Regions from separate parts of the Homo sapiens genome. Here region 2 is linked to region 1. A link is a loop called in an ENCODE intact Hi-C map of the cell type or tissue named here. Cell type or tissue: PC-3. All regions are shown on one strand. Links, peaks and the distances in the headings refer to the core of each region. The heading gives the core; the rest is flanking DNA. Region 1 overlaps AMACR (alpha-methylacyl-CoA racemase). Region 2 overlaps C1QTNF3-AMACR (C1QTNF3-AMACR readthrough (NMD candidate)).

Region 1 (4,398 bases), core at 219-4,218:
AACCATGGTCTGAAAATACTGAATGAAAAATTCCAGAAATAAACAATTCATAAATTTAAATTGCATGCTGTTCTGAGTAGCATGATGCATGATGAAACCTCACATCATCCTGCTCCATCCTGCCTTGGACATGAACCATGTCCATCCCATCCACACTGTGGGGCTATCAGCCCATTAGTCACTTAGCAGCCAACTAGGTTGTCAGGTTGACTGCTGCAGTATTGCAGTGCTTGTGTTCAAGTAACCCTTATTTTACTTCCTAAGGGCCCCAAAGGTTGTAAGCAAAGGTGATGCTGGCAATGTGGATATGCCAAAGAGAAGCCTAACGTGCTTCCCTTAAGTGAAAAGGTGAAAGCTCTCAGCTTAAGGGAAGAATAAAACTCATAAGCCAAGGTTGCTAAAATCGACTGTTAAGAATGAATCTTATATTCATGAGATTGTGAAGAAGGGGAGAAGGAAAAAGAAATTCATGCTAGTTTTGCTGTCACAACTCAGACTGAAAAGTTACAGCCATAGTGCATAAGTGCTTAATTAAGATGGAAAACGCATTAACTTTGTGGGTGGAAGACATAAACAGAAACATCTTCCAATTGACCGCAATCAGGTTCAGTACTATCTGCAGTTTCAGGCACCCACTGGGGGTCTTGCAATGCATCCCCCACAGATAAGAGAGGACTACTGTATATGTTTTAAAATAACAGGATACACCAAGGAAGGGAGTTAACTCCAGAGTGGCAGAATGACAGCCTTCAAAAACCGGCATTAAAGCAATGAGAACACTAACAACAACTGTCAGAATTAACTTTTTCATAATTCTGGAAATTAAAAGCTTGCAGCAAGCCAAGGAGCATTTATTCAAGAAAAACAGCTGAATCTCAGTAAGAGCAGTGAGCTTTGTGGTGTTAGAACTTGTGCTAATTTCAACCCTCTCCCTGTGGTAGCCTTGAAAAACAACTTCCTCTCAACTCTGGTCAGTTCTGAAAACCAGCAGGAGAATAGCCCCGAGAGGAGGAAAAGAAGTTTGCAGCTTCCCCCAAAATCCCATCCCCAGAGAACTGTCATTATTTAGCCTGTCTGGCAGCTCCCTGAAAGGCTCCATTCTCAGGGCTTGTCTTTCTGACTCAGAGCTCACTTTGCTCTAGCCCTAAATTGTTGATTTAATAAAAAAAAAAGGCAATATTTTATCGCAGCTGTCTTAGGTGGTGTTATTTATTGCAGCTCATAAGATGCTGACCAAAAAACTCAAAAGAATAAACTGGGGAATGGGATATCCATAGGGGACTTTGAAAAGCTCCAACATATTCCTGAGAATTTTTTTTGCAACTCCTGAGAAGGCAACGCACACGTACACACGCAGGGCAGTATGAATGCCTGGGAGAGATCTGTAAAGGCCCTCGTCTCTCACCTCTGGCTGACCTTGAGGCTCTTCACAAGCAAGAAGTTAAGGCATATAGTGCCTCAGAAAAAGATGGGAGATTTATTGGTTCAAGGCATTTAAGGGCCAGGCGCAGTGGCTCATGCCTGAAATCCCAGTACTTTGGGAAGCTGAGGCAGGAGGATAGCTTGAAGTCAGGAGTTCAAGATCAGCCTCAGCAAAATAGCAAGATTCTATTTCGACCAAAAATAAAAAATTTTGCCTATAGTCCCAGCTACTTGGGAGACTGAAGCAGGAGAATCACTGGTACCCCAGAGTTCAAGGCTGCAGAGTTCAAGGCTATGATCACACCACTGCACTCCAGCCTTGGCAACAGAGTGAGACCCTGTCCCCTAGATTAAAACAAACAAGCAAACAAAAAAAAAAGGTATTTAAGGACATTTCTGTCCAATCATTAGCTGAAGCTAACTCAGCTGACTTCGGTGGCTGCACATGCCAAAGAATACAGATTTAATTTAAGAAAATCATTAAACAAACAGCAACAATAACAAGCCCAGGACTGAGGGATCCTGAGGAGTCCTGGGAGTTGTCACATTAAATTATTTAAAATGTCCAGTATTTTTTTTTAATTTTACACGTTTATTTTCATTAAAACTTATTTAAGTCACTTTGGACCCAGCATGTCCTTAGGTTTTACCCATTCATCAAACTGCTCTGCTGTGAGAGAGCCAAGTTCAACGGCAGTTTCCTTTAAGGTTGATCCATTTTGGGGTGTTGTCTTAGCAATTCTGCTGTTTTGTCATACCCTATATGAGGGTTGAGAGCTGTCACCAGCATTAGCGACTAATTCATTAGCTTCTTGATCCTTTCTTTATTGGTCCGGATTCCCACTATTTAGTTTTCTGTGAAGGAAACTGAAGCATCCCCCAGCAGCCTGAGTGTAACATAAATTTTTAATCATCATTGGCTTGAAAACATCCAACTCAAAATGGCCATTGCCGCCTCCAACGGTTACTGCCACACAAAACCCCATGACTTGGGCTGCAACGATGGCCATTGCTTCACACTGACGAGGGTTTGCCTTGCCTGGCACGATACTGCTTCCTGTTGTATTTTCAGCAAGATCAGTTCTCCCAGACCTGGCCAAGGACCAGAACTCAGAAAATGAATATCATTTGCTATCTTCATCAGACTGCAGGTGGCAGTGTTCATGGCTCCACAGAGCTCCACCAGAGCATCATGAGCAGCCAGAGCTTCCAATTTATTTGGAGCAGTGACAAAAGGCAAGCTTTTTAATTTCTGGACAGAGAGGTACCCTTTATGATCTAGATAAACCATTGTGTTCTTCTATAGTTTTTCCAACTATATTTGAATAGGTGAAGTTAATATGTTTAATCATAAAATGCTCTCAGATGCTTGCAAAAACAATTACTCCATCAGATAAGAACACATCAAAAATTTGGAAAATTTAAAAAAAGTCATTCCAGCTATATGCAAATAACTTTTAGTATATGCATCTGAAAAGCTACCAAACGTAACAATGAAACTCTAAACTTGTAGTAGAAAGGTAAATGCACTGTGATCAGCTTTCACATCACTTCAGAGTATATTCTAAAACTTCTTAGATTCTACATTATTTATAGAGTGAACTCTAAATTCAAACATTTCTCAGGAACAAAACGACTCCCATCCAATTATTTAATTAGGGAAGAAGAGATCCCAAATTTTCTTGCTAATTTATGACAACTTGCCAAGCAGGCAAGAATCTGCAAGACAGGTCATCTGCAAAGGCATAGTGATATAGTAACATATTCTAACAGAATCTCATTTGGCAAAATCTTTCCATGCTCTGGTGACTTCTGACATTGAAGTGCCATAAGGGACATCTACCAAGAAATAGGAGCTGGTAGAATATTGAATGGAAAGCAACCCATGTGAGATCATTTCTAGGGAAGAGTAAGATCTGGGCACACAGGGTCAAGATTATCCAACACAAGGAGTGAACTGTAATAAAAGCACCGAACATCCTACAAAAGGGATTATTATTTTTAAAACCCTCAGCTATTTTATAGACTAGTAAGACTGCTGGTCAATTTAAAAGCCATGGAAAATGCCCCACATTATATTGATGGCTATAATTAGGTTAATTAGAAAGTGGCTATATAATAAAAGACATCCTAGATGCCAAAAGTCTTTAAAATAGAACCAAAGAACATCCACAGCAAAAGGGGAACTGGGGGAGACGCGTGAAGTTCACTTACCTTTGATCAGCAGCTCGTAGAACTGGGGTTCTATTGCTCCAACAGCCATGAATTCCCCATCTGCTGTCCTGTAAGTCGTATAGAAAGGTGCTCCACCATCCAACATGTTCTGTCCTCGAGGTGCTTCCCACAGACTCAATTTCTGAGTTTTCCACAGAAAAGAACTTAAATATGCTGTTCCTTCCACCTTTGAGAAAACAGAATACAAGACAAATCCAGATAACTCAAGTGTCAAAGCATGAATAATTCCTCCCATTCAAGTTAAAAAAAATTTGCGTAAAAATTCTTATCTTAGAGTATACGAAGATTCTACCTAATTACACAACTTCTCTGGTATTTCCAGAAAGTGAGTTAGAGCAGTTTGTGTTAAAATAACAATTGGCTGCACTATTCAGTTCCAAAAATACTATAAGACTTAGAAGAAATGACCTTTGCTTTCCATTTCAAATAAGATTGGCAAAATGCTAGTGATTTAGCTAGGTGAGGGTACATGGAAGGTCACTATACTATTCTCTCTACTTTTTATAATGTTAAAAACTGCCAAGATAAAAAGTTAAAAATTAAAAGAGCTTTTAAAAATCCATCTTCTGATCTCCATACCTATAAACACACACAGATGTATAAACCATACCACATTTTAAAGGTAAATCACATAAGAGTAAAATTTGGCTTATTCTGGCTTGATTCCAATCCCAAGAAAACTGTATTTGAGTATTTAATGTATTTCATAATCACTAGAAAGTTATAAAATAAACTAACAAT
Region 2 (4,398 bases), core at 211-4,210, 56 kb after region 1:
TCATCTCCTCTCACCACCACTTGAGACGCAGACATGGCTTCTCTTCCTAAGTTCCTATTAAATGTTTCTTTCAGAGAAACTGCATATGTCAGCTTCTGTCTTCCACCTCTCAGCTTCCTTGGACTTTGGGGGTAGGTTTGCATAGACCTGCCCAGCATGGAACACCTTGTAACAGAGTCTTGATTTTGTTCTTCTGTCTTTCAGATAAAGTGAGTTCTAGTCACAGGAAATAAAATATGACTAGATTCATCTTTTGGCCAGGGATTATTTTAGGCATGGACTTGACATTATATGATAAAGAAGAGAATCTGCTGGGGAATTTTGGGAAGGACTCCTTACTCCTGAAAAGGGACATACAGAAAGGAAATGTACTTCTTCTCTCTCTTCTTCCACTGAATATAGTCATGTTTACATACAAAATGGGACACTACAGCAAACCCTAGGATAGCAGAGCAGAAAGATGGAAATAACCTGGTCCTAGATGGCATTTGTGAGCCACCAAATTACCTAATTGCCCAGTCTTCAAACCATTCAACTGTTTTCTACATGAAATAATAAATTTTCTATTGTTTACACCTTTGAGGTGGTTCAACATTGTCTTTATTGTGTTATTACTTAATACTCTACATATCTGTCTTATTTTTTCAACTAGATTAAACATCCTTGAGGGAAATAACAATATCATGATTATCTTTGTATACAGCCTGTTCTGCAACTCACACATAGTAAATACTCCATAAATGCCTGTCCTTGGTAGAATAAGTAAACGGAAAATATAAACCAAATTAATGGATTAAGTATGTGCTGTACTGGTTAGTTAAACACTGCCTGAGCTCAAATAAGGCAATTGTAAGGGAGCTGAAGGATTTAGAGAGCTGGAAATCCTCCATTTATTTGGTTGTCCCAAGATACTTCCTGAGAAGGCAGGGTACTTCCTCTACATGTCCGGTCCTTCTTCTGGGAGGCCTTTCCTGATTTCTCACAACAGAAACAATGCCACGTCCTAGACATTTTTCCAGTTAAATTGGGGCCAGCTGACTGGGTTCTGGCCAATGGGTGTGGGTGAGGCAAGCTATTCCTCAGCTTAGCCTTTGAAAACATTCAGTGAGATCATCCTACTCTTCCTCTCCTCCTTCACTTACTTTGGTGGCCATGTGTTCCACGTAGTGGAGCTATGATGGCAGAGTCTCTGTCAGCCTGGGTCCTTGAGTGACTGGGTGGAGGAGAACTCTCTGTTGACCTTTATAAAACATGTACTCATGGTGGCAGGCGCCTGTAATCCCAGCTACTCGGGAGTCTGAGGCAGGAGAGTTGCTCGAACCCCGGAGGTGAATGTTGCAGTGAGCCAAGTTCGCGCCACAGCATTCCAGCCTGTGTGACAGAGCAAGACCGCGTCTTAAAAAAAAATGTACTCCAAGTTATTACTAAACTTTATTGTGTTAAGCCACTGTGCTTTCAGAATTAATTTATTACTACAGATAGTCTATGGACTGTCCCACTCGATAGACATCCTTAACTAGATATGTTCTTTCCCCTATGATCTCAGAGCACTAAAATGTCATCTTTGCAGTACTTTCCAAATTAAAATTTATATTTATCTATTGTATTCATTAATGCTGTTCTCTTCTCACTAGATCATCTATACCATAACGAGATCTTTATTTTCTTACTACTGTACTTTTAATGCCTAACACAGTGCCAGCCATATGATAGATGGCAATAAATATCTGCTAATGAATGGACAGATAGATGGATGAACAGATGGATGCATATTGACTTTAGCTGCAGACACACCTGAGTTTGAGTTCCATCTCCTTGACTTTCTAGCTGTTACTTTGTCCTTTCTAAGTCTCAGTTTCCTCATTAGTAGGATGAGGCTCATGATATCTATCTTACATGGTTGTTGTGAAGATTAAAAGAGACATTGCTGCAGCAAAACACTTTCTTCCTAGCACAGTGCCTGGCACCCACTCACTGTCAAATGTTGGCTATTATTACAGCTCAGGGATTGGAGAAGGGGGCAGAGTTAAAGAAAATTACTAGACAGAAAACATCAAGTCTGCATAAATTGTTTTGTATTTCCTGCTCATGATTAAGCAATTAAAATAGGATTTGAGTCATTAAACCTATTAAGAGGTTACAGATCACTAAAAACAATTTCTTTTTTTAGTAATTGGCTGGGACAAATTATGCCTCCACTGAATTCAGCTCCAGATACTACAGGGTGTTGGTGTTAAGTTTGGGAGGCTTCTGCAATTTTGAAGATATTTTCTTAGCTTCTTCGATTTTTCCAAAGGTGAATTTGAAAAAATAAGGCCAGATTTCTATATAGAAACAGAGATAAACATCTTAAAGGAATAAAGCTGTATAAATTTATGAATAATCCTTATAAAACCTTGAGTGTGCCTTGAAAATTAATCACTGGATTCAGCAAATAATGGAGCTGCTCTGTCTTGCCTGCTTTCATGGTTTGCCACAGGCTGTTCCAGGACTCTGAAACTATTAAGGAGCAAAATGTTTCCACATGAGTAATGCTGATTTCAGACACTCCACCCGAACCACAAAGGGAGCAGATCTGGGGTTGGCATCCCAAATACATTTCTTTATTCTGAGCCTTAAACTAGGCAGTAAAGAAAAAGCATTCTTGGATTCTAAACCAGGAGTCCACCGAACCATGTCCCATTGGTTCCTGTCTGCTGGTGTGACATGGGGCTCTCATCTTTCAGAGCCATTTGCCTGTCTGTCTGCATGCCTTCCTACAAATCCAGTCAAATGCTCATGCTCCATAACTGCATCCTTGGATGGCCCCATTTAAGACAGACTTTGGCACATAATCATCCAGTTTTTATGCACCTAACCGGCATGTGTATCTCTGGAAAGGACACCTGTGTGATGAGCAATAACAGTACAACAGGATTTTAAGAAAAGCAGAGCCAGCTGCAGCCCATTTAACCCATTTCCCCACCCTATTATATTTGACCGAATAATAGCCCAGAAAATAGAAGTAACATGCCCAAGGCAGTGCAGCTAATTAGTGGCAGCTCCAGAACCAAAGCATAAGTCTGCTGACTCTTAGTCCAGTGATCTTCATGCTTCATTATGGGTGACATATTGTGTATCTAGTACAATGAGATGTTGCTCTTCAGTAATTATGTACTGAAAAGAGATGAATTAAGTTTTTGCTGGCTAGATTATCCCTCTGGTTTCTAAGCTAAACTCAAATGCCACTACTCCTATTAAGACTTCCCTGATGAGGCAGAGTGACAAGCAGAGAAACAGGCCGAGTATGGAAAGACCTGGCGTTGGGTCTCAGCTGTTATAATTAGCAGTGTGACCTTGAGCCTTTTGCTTCTGCACACTGCCCAGAAGGATGGCTTTCAGAGTCCCCCAGAACCAGGCCCCCAGATGGGGAGTTCAATAGGATTAAAGAGAGTTGAGCTGTTTTCATCTCTTCTTCCTTGTTTGCTCCTATCCTCTGGGAAAATGGATCTTAGCCCACTGAAAAAGAGCAGACCTCTTGTATTAATCCTCCACACTGGGAAACTTTAGCTGGAAAAGGAGGGCATCTAGGAGAGGCGTGAAAGATGAGATAAACACAGTTCTGTATCTCAGTTCCCAGAGATTCAGATGCTCTATCCAGGGGCCAGTAGACTTTTCTGTAAAGGGCTGTGTAATAAATATTTTAGGCTCTATGGACCATAGAATCTTTGTCTCATCTACTCAGGTCTGCCACTGTAGCTTGCAAGCTGCCATGAACAGTTCAGAAATGAATGAGCCGGGCTGTGTTCCAACAAAACTTTATTTATAAAAACAAATGGCAGCCCACAGGCCATAATTTGCAGACCACTGGTCTATTCTAAGCCTGATCACTCCAGGATCTTCTTGACTGAATTATGAAAGAGATTGTAGGGGAAGTCACTGTGTTCCATAACTCAAGAAAAACTATCAGCACATGGAAAAATAGAATTTTTAAAAGGGCAATAAGTGGTGATTCTAAACCAACTGTAGGAATCTGTATTTTTTTTACCTTCCTGTCTGTCTCCTTTTTGGTTTTGTCTGTATCTTCTACATCTGTCCATGTTTTTTATCATCTCCTCCATCTCCCCCTTTTCTCCCTCCTTTTCCTTTTTGATTATCATCATCACTACTCTCTGCCATATGTAGACCAAAAAGCACGCATATCAATTAAGGATTTGAATGTCAGCAATAGAAATCATCACATGTTGTCTTAGGCAGAAAAATTTTGCATCAAAAAGTTACAAGGTGCTCACAGAATTGACTGGCAGCTAAAGGACCAGGCTTCGAAAAATGCAGGAAAAACTGTATAGAAGGTTCCACACAGGAAACTAATCAATTTATTTTTCAGCAGGAACAGTTTGGCTGTAATGTCACTATTGG

Evidence for each region. Hi-C counts contacts between places; a loop is a spot of excess contacts. Peaks named below come from ENCODE experiments on the same cell type or tissue, not always from the same donor. Only the 100,000 strongest peaks of a DNase experiment are listed, where the experiment ranks them.
Region 2: it touches region 1 in a loop (7-fold over the local background); 10 of 110 quality-filtered maps call a loop at or near these places.

Annotation. Positions count from the first base shown.
Region 1 is chr5:33,995,005-33,999,402 of GRCh38, forward strand. It overlaps AMACR (alpha-methylacyl-CoA racemase), which reads right to left. Exons shown (of 5, transcript NM_014324.6): 4 at 3,637-3,823. C1QTNF3-AMACR (C1QTNF3-AMACR readthrough (NMD candidate)) reads right to left here. Exons shown (of 9, transcript NR_037951.1): 8 at 3,637-3,823. Among named protein-coding and RNA genes, the nearest start is that of AMACR, 11 kb to the right of the region's middle. In PC-3, for the core only: a CTCF peak has its summit at 2,577 (motif pointing right); a DNase peak (open chromatin) is centred at 2,537.
Region 2 is chr5:34,050,740-34,055,137 of GRCh38, forward strand. All of the region lies in intron 1 of C1QTNF3-AMACR (C1QTNF3-AMACR readthrough (NMD candidate)), which reads right to left. It also overlaps a transcript of C1QTNF3 not described here. Among named protein-coding and RNA genes, the nearest start is that of C1QTNF3, 9.7 kb to the left of the region's middle. In PC-3, for the core only: no CTCF peak of the experiment used is centred there; a DNase peak (open chromatin) is centred at 2,542; H3K4me3 peaks cover 1,132 bases; H3K27ac peaks cover 2,005 bases.